Regions from separate parts of the Homo sapiens genome. Here region 2 is linked to region 1. Evidence: chromatin contacts called from ENCODE Hi-C or POLR2A ChIA-PET data. All regions are on one chromosome and are shown on one strand. The core of a region is the stretch at or near the end of the contact, and the rest is flanking DNA. Distances in the headings are between cores, read along the strand shown. Region 1 overlaps SYT1 (synaptotagmin 1). Region 2 has its middle 120 kb from the start of PPP1R12A-AS2.

What was found. A loop is a pair of places that touch in the nucleus more often than their neighbours do. ChIA-PET counts read pairs that join two places held with the same protein, here RNA polymerase II (POLR2A). Pooled maps may share reads with other maps.
Region 2: a loop to region 1 is called in a pooled map, with 2.5 times the contacts of the local background. The contact joins two enhancer-like sites. A Hi-C loop is called at or near these places in 7 of 168 maps with a recorded cell type or tissue (Caco-2, Caki2, adrenal gland and 4 more) and 7 of 50 pooled maps. POLR2A ChIA-PET finds 5 or more read pairs at or near these places in 1 of 52 experiments (PC-9).

The regions. Positions count from the first base shown.
Region 1 is chr12:79,406,515-79,411,687 of GRCh38, reverse strand. All of the region lies in intron 9 of SYT1 (synaptotagmin 1), which reads right to left. Among named protein-coding and RNA genes, the nearest start is that of MIR1252, 10 kb to the left of the region's middle. Within about 2 kb of position 3,532, at least 8 of the 41 ENCODE cell types and tissues checked have a DNase peak (open chromatin) inside an H3K27ac peak, as active enhancers do.
Region 2 is chr12:79,562,347-79,567,815 of GRCh38, reverse strand. No RefSeq gene overlaps it. Among named protein-coding and RNA genes, the nearest start is that of PPP1R12A-AS2, 120 kb to the left of the region's middle. Within about 2 kb of position 1,280, at least 4 of the 41 ENCODE cell types and tissues checked have a DNase peak (open chromatin) inside an H3K27ac peak, as active enhancers do.

The sequences.
Region 1 (5,173 bases), core at 2,283-4,782:
ATTATCTACATTTCAAAATTTCTACAATTACATATATATTTCTATGTAAACACATATATTTATGTTTGTTTCAAATATTTATATTTATGTTAGTAAAACACAAAAGGTTTGATTTATATAAATAAATATGAATATGCATGGAAAGCTAAGTCACTGTATGATCTGACAATGATAGCAAGTCAAGGAGCCAGAGAACCTGACCATGACCAAAACTAGGTGTTGCCTCCTTCAGTACCCATTTCACCTCCTTCCCTTAGTTTTAGCACCCTAATTTTTAGCTGGGCACATTGCCACCTACAATAAAAGACTACATTTCCCAGCTTCCCTTGCAGGTGGTCAAGACTAGATTCATGACCATCGAGATGTAAGTGGAAGTACTATGTGGGACTTTCAGTAAAGGACATAGGTTCACACTTATTTTTCCCTTTTTCTCTTCATTGTCTGGAGCCTCATGTGCCACACAGGTCCATGGCATGAAAGCCATATGCTGAGGACGGCAGAAGAGAAAGACGGCAGCTTAGGTTCCTTGTGATAGATGAAGACCCCATGTCAGCTTTGGACTGCTTATCTTTACATTATTTCATATTCCAGAGAAATAAATTTCTATGTCATTTACATCATTGTTATTTTGAGGTTTGCATTATTCTTCAACCAATCTCGGGCTTATCTAATATACTGACTAATTGTGTTTGTGGTTGGTTATTGCTGTCAAATCAGAACTGTTTACTGAAGGGCTCCTTAAAATAAGTTATCCAGAAAAAGAAAATATTTGGAGCATTATGAAAACCACACTTTCACATCTACACTAGCATGCTGAATTTCTTGGATTTGTAGATGATCTCTCATTAGTGACTTTTTTTTGATACAGCCCCCAATAAGCCTACAAATACATGACCTTAAATGTTGATATAGTCAGTTTTGAGGGCATAACTGCCAAATGTAATGCTTAATTATAGAAAAGTAACACATTAAATGGATGTGAATAATGGTGAAAATAATGAAGTTTTAAAACCAGTGAAAATATAGCTTATTAAAATACAGAGGCCTTCAGTAAATACATTTAGGGAAAAGGAGCCTATTACTAGAGGAAAGTTCTTCATCTGAGATGCATACGAGCTTGTATAACCTGCTTTATTTTGTTGTTATTATTGTCGTTCTGTTTTTTTTTTTTTTTTTTTTTTGACTTTGAACAGCCTGAAGCCATGGTTTTAAGTCTGCATCTGTAGTGATAAGTGGAAAAGAGAGATGAGGAAGGGGCTTTACTGGCCCAACCAGAAACACAAACTAAGAACCCATGACTGAATTCTCGCCCTTGAACACCCCTGATTCTGTGAATGGCTTTATGACCCTGAGAGAAAAACTGTATTGAACTCCAACACAATCAATAGATGGATAGGCAAGTAAGGTATTTCTTTAGTAATAGTTCATATTGCTGCAAAATTAAGACAATGTAATTTGTACCCTGTGAATATACATGATCAGCCTATTATTCTCTTTTAGCAACATGAAACTTATTCTCTCAGTTTTCTTCATGTGGCTAATTTGTAGAACAGAGGGATAGGGTGCTTCAGGGATTCAAACCTTGATGATGATGAAAACTATTTTGTTAACACTGCCTCTGTAAACACACTCAGCATTTCAAAATAATTTTTGAAATGGCCATGAAGATATGAGCAATAAAAGAACACACAGCATTAATTCCTCCCACCCCCAAAAGTGTAAGACATTATTAGAAGTGAAGTGAACAGAGTAAGAAAAGGAAAAAAAACAGTTTAGAGTGATACTTTTTCTTTCTTTCCTTTTTCTCTTTAATCAATGCAAATGTTCATGTTTTCATCTCTGTAGGATTCTTTCCTTGCTGCATTCCACAAGCCCAGAGAAACTCGCTGGAACTCATACAAAATCCTCTCCTACTACCATATTAGGAATCAAAATGTGTAGCAGAAACCCACTGCCAAGCCGAGATAATCAACAGGGAATGTCTATGCCTTCAAGCCAAATGAGTGCAGAAAAATGATCAAGGCAGCAAAGTAAATAATAAAACTGAAAACTGGCTTTAGATTATGGTCTTGTCATGCACCCCACTCTCTAATAAGGCTGTTCTGGAAATTTCTCTACCTCTAGGCCATTCAGGTATAAGAAGCTAGTAAGGTCTAATTTTGCTATGAATAAAATTCACTCTAGGTCACAAGCAGAACAAAGCGAAGTAATATATCTTTGCCTTATTAACGATATCAAAAATTTTGTGCAGTTGCATGGCTTATAAATCCTCTACCATAATACCAAACTGATACTGCAATACTTTAAAATTTAGACATACCTTTTTTCAAATTTTGAAAAAAGTCTGTGAGTGTGTGGCAGTTACCAGAAAACTTTCCAGTTACATTGTTTTTGCTCCAAGTGAAATTGGTTAAGATTAATTATATTTTCCTTTTTTAATACATGGCACTTGATCCATCATATTCTTGGCTAGAAATAAATTTTTAATTAATATTTGCACCAAATTAATAGATGTTTCAAACCACAACATGGTGGTTCTGGAATTATAGCAAGGGACAGTATGCTGGGTTATATAATTAAGGCTTAGCAATTATCTAGTGGATTAAACAGACCATTGTGGAACTAACTGCTTGCTTTATTAAGACGGTAATGATTACACCTGAGAATGTAATGCTGGCCCGATGAGAAATTTGACCTTGCTGCCACATTTCTTGAGTTTTAAAGGAGGCAGAGGTAAGAAATGAGGAGATCAGAGAACAGAGGTTCCATAAATCAGTACCACAGATGACAGGAGCATGGATAAGTGCATAATTGTAGACTCAGGATAAAGCAAAGAATTTAGAGCTATTACAAAGTAATTTGTGTGCCATAACTCTCCGGGAAATTATAATTATCAGAGAAATAATAGACTCATAGTCAAACAGCTTCTGACCATATTACTTGGAAAAAAAAAAAAAAGAAAGAAAAGGAAAGAAAAAAATGTGGTCTAGGAAATTTGGAGGCGCCAGGACAAATTCAAAGAAATGACCTAAAACCAACCAAAATGTCCTTCTTGTATTTTTATAGCATGTCATAGTTTACAAAATGAGTTTTCCTGGCTGTTATCTTACTGAACCCTTTGTAAAGCCTGTGAGGAAGACTTCTTTATTCCCTGAATCCACATGAAAGCATGGGCTGAATCACCTCGCTAAATGACTTGCTCAAAGTCTCAGTAAGAATGTGCACTGTATCTCCGATCCTTGCTCCTTCCAATAAACCCACTAATGCCAATCTAAGTGGGCATATCTGTTTGTTTTCTGGAGGCCTCCTCCCTTCCTCTGTAGTGAGACTTAGTAAAAGCTCCCCACAGTGTTCACTTGGTCGTTCAGCCTTCAATTTGAGCAATTTCTAATTCTTCAATAGTTGTGAAATTCAGCAAGGTCTGGGATCTTGGGCATATTATTTAGCCACCTTGGCTTTGGTGAGGCAAAACTGCAGTCCAGAATCGACAATGAACCAATAGGAAATCCCCTCTGTTAGGACTAGAAAGGGCTGCCCAAATCCTTGGCTGCTACTGCCATCTCCTGTTCAGAGTAGCTCACCCAGGATTGCCTGTGCATACATTTGCTTTAAATTCAAGTGTAATACCCAGGATAAACTGATTTCAATGAGACTCAGGAATATTCCCCATGCATTTAAGGTTCTCCATTCAGCCTCTTCTCGAAGCAACATCTTTTGGTGGTGGTCAGTGTTAGAAGGCAGTTTGAACAAGATTAAGAGGATAAAACTGTTGTTCTTCTGGGAAGAAGAGGTCACAATACAGTAGTGATGTGATCAAAGATGGAAGGAAAGAAGACAGCAATGTCCTTCTCCTGTGAGTATACCAGAGTAAGGACAGCCACATCCACTCTAAAACTATAATGTTCTTTGCTTGGACTGTGCGTAAGAGAGTTGCAAAAACCACAGCAAATTACATCCTCTTCTGATTTCAGGAGGGGCCACCAAATAGTCTTTGATGTATCTCAGAGTCACAGACTCTGTGCTGTAGATACATCCCACCTAAAAGTGAGGTCAAAAATTGGGATGGAGGTGATTCACAAAGAAGACTGTATCTTCTCAGAGCTTAGTATTTGCATTTCTAAGAATGTGACGATCAGAGCTATCCCAATGGTATGACAAATGGGGACAACTATCCCAGGTCTCAAACTTTTCTTTGACTTCATGCCTTCCCAACAAATGGTGGTAGCAACTCTAGAGGGTGGCTAGATCACTCAGTTGTGGTGGGGAAGTGAGACGAAGGCATGGTGGTACTGTCATGGTCTTACCTCCCTCATCAAGACCTTTACCATACTTGTAGGATGGCATCTTTTCTTCTCAAAACTGGAAGAGACTACTCTTATGAGTCTATTTTCCTTTCAAGGTAGTTCCTGATGCTGAATTTAAGTTTGTTTCACTCAAATAATATTAGTGGTATAAGTACACAGAGTATGATTAGTCATAAGTAACAGATCATCCCGGGGGAGTTCTAGTGATAAACCCAGAGAAAAGAGTGTATCATGGAGGATAAAAAAGAATACAAATTACTTATTTGTCAGGGCCTGTGCTAAGCACTGTCACATGCCATCTTAATACTTGCCATAGCTTGATGAAACAAGCATTATTATCCCTTTTTAACAGATAAATAAACTGAGGCTCAGAACCATGAATTAACTTGTCCAGGGCCATAGGGATAGTAAGTGATAATGGCAGGATTTGAATCAAGGTCTTTATGACCTCCAAAGCAGGGTAGTTCACCTCTACACCAGAATAATAATGGCTGCAGTAATAAAAATAGCAGACATTCCGGGAGGGCTGACATGTGCCACACACTTTTCAAGGACTTTCAAATATTAACTCACTTTCTTTCTCACTACAATTCTGTGAGGTAGGTGCTATTGTGATCAATATTTTATTGAAAAATACAGAGAATTTAAGCACTTCCCCAAGATTACACCACTATCAAGTAGCAGAACTGGTATTCAAACCCAGATAATCTGACTCTAAGCCTGTGCTAATTGGTGAAATTTATCAGAAGCAGCAACTAGAGATCAGAGTGAGTGACACTTAGGTGCTCAGTGTTCCTAACATCAGTTTTCTATCACTGACTAATGTGGACAAGACTTTAAAAAGTAGCATGAGAATAATGATAGTGCTG
Region 2 (5,469 bases), core at 31-2,530, 160 kb before region 1:
GAAATTAATGCTTATTTATTCTTGCCTCTTTAGAACATGATTTGAATTCAGCATTACAAACAGCTGTTGGAGGCCTGTTTCTTTAAGTATGATATGGTCCTTTTACTTCTGTATGAGAAGCACCAGGAGTGCATAGGAAATCAGCCTGGTTCCATTCTCAAAAAAGCTTACATATAGAGAACAGAATGTGCACAAGCAAAGGAGAGAGATTAATTCGTTCCTTAAAGGACTAGGAGGGACTTCTTTAGGATCTAGTATTTAAGGCAAGCTTTGAAGGAATTGAGATGGAGAGATTGGTTTCAATCAGAGAAATATTTAGAAAAATGCATTCAACATCTGACTGAACCATGGTTATTACACCTGAGTGCTGTATTTAAGGCTGTTTGTACAAGCACCACCTAATGAAGTGGTAGCTTCCAAATCAGACACACTTGAGCACTAGCTTCCAAGTTAGACCTACTTGAATTCAAATCCTGGCTCTACCACTACTAGCTCTGTCAGGTAGGGCAAGTTGCTTTACAGTTTCCTCTTCTACAGCAAGGACAAAATAGTGCCTAACTTGGTTGGGTCATCGTGAAGAACAAATGAGATAATGCATGTAAATTGTGTGAAACAATGCATTTTCATGGATAATATGGTTTATATCAGTAGCGAAGTTGAGAAGATTGTAATGGTTGTCTTTCCTGAAAATCTTTTTTTAAAAAAAGGTTATAAGGAAGCTTCTGGACTATTAACAAAACTGCCTTCTGGTCATAAATTTCTGCTTTTCTAGGAAGACTCTATGTCTCTTAGAAACCCAATTGAAGTAAATCAGAACTCTGTTCTAAAAAAGAATGCAGTATGTATTGACACAGATGTAATCTCTACAGTCCCTGGTAAATTGTAGCTACTGAAGAAATATTGAACAAAATCTTGGGTAAAGGAAAACATCTTTTAGAAAGAAAGTTTCTTGAGTTAGTTTACTTGAGAAGCTTAAAATATTTCCCCGTTAGGTTTCTTTTCCTCTAAATCTCTGGGTTCACCCTGGGCCTGTTTTCCTAGTAAGAAATGTCTCTGCTTGGACTCCTAAACAAATACATTCCAGGGAAGTGTCATTAACCAAGCTGAAACAGGAACTAAATAAACAGGATGAATTAGCTTGAATTCACGTGGGTTGGCAACAAGTCATTTTTTTTCTCTACTTCTCAATTTGTTTTTTCAGTGATCCTGATTACTACTTACAGGTATGTCCTGATAGCAGAAAACAGGAAGCATACCAAAGCAGGAAGTTCCTTGTCTACTGACCTGCTCCTGTTCCTGTACAACAAGAAGCATTTTTTATTGATTTGCATACGCATGCTTTAAGGCAGCAAGTATAGATGTTGGCAATAGGGTTTTTTTTTTTTTTAATCATTGCGGGAGAAGGTCACGGGGCACTTGAAAGGGTCTAGAACAAAACATTTTTTTCTGCTGAATTGCACAAGTTTGAAAGTAAGGTTTATTTTATGACCTAGAAAAAGACTTTAATTGGGAAGTGGATATTTTATTTGTCCAATTATATGTATTAATTTGAAATTATACACACAGGACAATTTCTTCATGTTGTATTTTTTCCTTATGTTGGATCTTATACTTACCATTATTAGACTCTACATATCTGATGAATACACTCTAGTAAGTAGGTCAGTACTCTTGTGTCTGGAATTGGTGGGTTCTTGGTCTCACTGACTTCAAGAATGAAGCCGTGGACCCTCACGGCGAGTGTTACAGTTCTTAAAGGCAGCGTGTCCAGAGTTTGTTCCTTTTGATGTTCGGATGTGTTCGGAATTTCTTCCTTCTGGTGGGTTCGTGGTCTCACTGGCTCAGGAGTGAAGCTGCAGACCTTCGTGGTGAGTGTTAAACAGCTCTTAAGGCGGCGCGTCTGGAGTTGTTCGTTCCTCCCGGTGGTTTTGTGGTCTTGATGGCTTCAGGAGTGAAGCTGCAGACCTTCATGGTGAGTGTTACAGCTCATAAAGGCAGTGTGGACCCAAAGAGCAGTAGCAAGATTTATTGTAAAGAGCAAAAGAACAAAGCTTCCACAGTGTGAAAGGGGACCCCAGTGGCTTGCCACTGCTGGCTCAGGCGGCCTGCTTTTATTCTCTTATCTGGCCCCACCCACGTCCTGCTGATTGGTCCATTTTACAGGGAGCCCATTGGTCTGTTTTACAGAGAGCTGATTGGTCCGTTTTGACAGGGTGCTGATTAGTGTGTTTACAATCCCTGAGACAGACACAAAAGTTTTCCACGTCCCCACTAGATTAGCTAGATACAGAGTGTCAATTGGTGTATTTACAAACCCTGAGCTAGATACAGAGTGCTGATTGGTGTATTTACAATCCCTTAGCTAGACATAAAGTTTCTCTAAGTCCCCACTAGACTCAGGAGCCCAGCTGGCTTCACCCAGTGGATCCCACACCGGGGCCACAGGTGGAGCTGCCTGCCAGTCCCACGCCGTGTGCCCACACTCCTCAGCCCTTGGGCGGTCGATGGGACCAGGTGCCATGGAGCAGGGGGCAGCACTCGTCGGGGAGGCTCAGGCCATGCAGGAGCCCACGGCGGGGCGGGGGTGGGGGAGGCTCAGGTATGGCAGGATGCAGGTCCCCTGCCCCACGGGGAGGCAGCTAAGGCCTGGCAAGAAATCGAGTGCAGGGCCGGTGGGCTGGCACTGCTGGGGGACCCAGCGCACCCTCCGCAGCTGCTGGCCCGGGTGCTAAGCCCCTCACTGCCTGGGGCCGCTCCGAGTGCAGGGCCCGCCGAGCCAACACCCACCCAGAACTCTAGCTGACCCGCAAGCACTGCCTGCAGCCCTGGTTCCCACCTGTGCCTTTCCCTCCACACCTCCCCGCAAGCTGAGGGAGCCAGCTCTGGCCTCGGCCAGCCCAGAGAAGGGCTCCCGCAGTGCAGCGGCAGGCTGATGTGCTCCTCAGGCGTGGCCAGAATGGGTGCAGAGGCCGGGGAGGCACTGAGAGCGAGTGAGGGCTGCGAGGGCTGCCAGCACGCTGTCACCTCTCACTCTGCTCAGCATAAACATGAGATGTTTACTTGTGATTATGTGAAATTTGTGGAATATAAGAAATAAAGTTTAATCTCTAAGTTCAGGGCCAGGCAGGGTGGTGCACACCTATAATCAATCCCAGCATTTTGAGAGGCGAACACAGGCAGATCACTTGAGCCCAGGAGTTTGACATCAGCTTGGGCAGCATGATGAAATGCTATCTCTAATAAAATTACAAAAAATTAGCTGGGCATGGTGGTACATGTCTGTGGTCCCAGCTACTCGGGAGGCTGAGGTGGGAGTATTGCTTGAGCCTGGGAGGTGGAGGTGGCAGTGAGTGGAGATTGTGTCACTGCACTGCAGCCTAGGTGACAGAGTGAGACCCTGTCTAAAAAAAAAAAAATTCAGACCTAGTAGGAACTATTTTTCCATGAGTGAGATTAAACAGAAGAAGCAGGAAACAGAGTCTTTTTAACTATTAATAAAAATATTGGGGACTTTTAATACAGATTGATAGGGATTACCAAAGATAATACAGATTTAAAGAGGTAGATGAATTTTCTGGACAGTGAAAAGATGACCAAGACATTAAACAGAAAAAGACATTTAAAAGGCACACTTTTTTTGAGACAGGGTCTTACTTAAATTGTCACCCAAGTTGGAGTGCACTGGCACAATCTCAGCTCACTGCAGCCTTCACCTCCCAGGCTCAAGTGATCTTCATGCCTCAGCCCCCACAAGTAGCTGGGACTACAGGCTCTTGCCATCATGCCCAGCTAATTTTTGTATTTTTTGTAGAGTTGGGGTTTCCCCTTGTTGCCCAGGCTGGTTTTGAACTCCTGAGCTCAAGCAATCCATCCACCTTGGCCTCCCAAACTGTTAGGATTACAGGCGTTTTGAGCCTCTGTGCCAGGCCTAGAAAAAACGCCTTTTAAAATATTATTCCCCATTGAAAAAAAATTCAGTGTCCAAAGGAAACAGCTATTTCTAAAATAGTTGCTGCTATCTCTAGAAATAAAACTAGAACATCCCTTTTTTCTTCTTGATTTGCATCCCTTTTGATGTATATTCCAGTACTACATTGGTAGAGGGAAGCTTTTCAGGACTGTCAGCTAATGGTACAGAAATAATTGATTTTTGTTATCTGAATGCATTTCCCTTGAGAAAGGCTGTAGGAGGTATTCAGATACCTGTTGAATAAGTGAATACAGGAATGAATGAGTGAGAGACCTTGTCTATTGTACTTATGCTGACTCATCTAAGTTTTATGACTTTTAGCAAGTTACTTTACATACTGACGGCTCTATTTCCTTGTCTGTAAGGTGGAGTTTATAATACCTATTGCATATTTAGTAAACTTTTGTTGAATATTTCACATAAGCACTAGATCAAACTCAGATCTACTGAGTCGTTTTTTGGGGTGTGGGTTATAGATCTTTGTTCTCTTAATAGATCTTTGTCCTCTTAATAGGATCTACTCAAGGTTCTCATGCACCCAAAGTTTGAAAATTACTCATTTAAACTCTACTATTTATTGGGCAGGCAACTATAGATGCCCAAGGCAGGACTAACATGAATCAGATTGTTTCTGTCTTCGGTAAGTTTACATTTAGTCAGAGTATAGAAATAATGTGAACAAGCACAGAGTAAGAAGAGATTATTTCCCTTAAGGACTAGCAGGACTTCTTAACAATCTAGGATTGGTAAGGATTAAGTAAAATAATAGATTTTAAAAATGCATAGCCCAATATAAATCACATGGTAAATGCAGAACTATTGCTATTATTTCCACATACGCTTTTGTGTCCAGAATTGGTGGGTTCTTGGTCTCGCTGACTTCAAGAATGAAGCCGCAGAACCTCGTGGTGTTACAGTTCTTAAAGATGGTGTGTCTGGAGTTTGTTCCTTCTGATGTTCAGACATGTTTGGAATTTCTTCCTTCTGGTGGGTTCATGGTCTCGCTGGCTTCATGAGTGAAGCTGCAGACTTTTGCGGTGAGTGTTACAGCTCTTAAGGCAGCACATCTGGAATTGTTCATTCCTCCCGTCCAGAGTTGTTCATTCCTCCCGGTGGGTTCGTGGTCTCACTGACCTCAGGAGTGAAGCTGTAGACCTTCGCAGTGAGTGTTACAGCTCATAAAGGCAGTGTGGACCCAAAGAATGAACAGCAGCAAGATTTATTGCAAAGAGCGAAAGAACAAAGATTCCATAGTATGGAAGGGGACCTGAGTGGGTTGCTGCTGCTGGCTCGGGCAGCCTGTTTTTATTCCCTTATTTGGCCCCACCCACATCTTGCCGATTGGTCCATTTTACAGAAAGCTGATTGGCCAATTTTATAGAGAGCTGATTGGTCCGTTTTGACAGGGTGCTGATTGGTGCATTTAGAATCCCTGAGCTAGACACAAAAGTTCTCCATGTCCCCACTAGATTAGCTAGACACGGAGCACTGATTGGTGC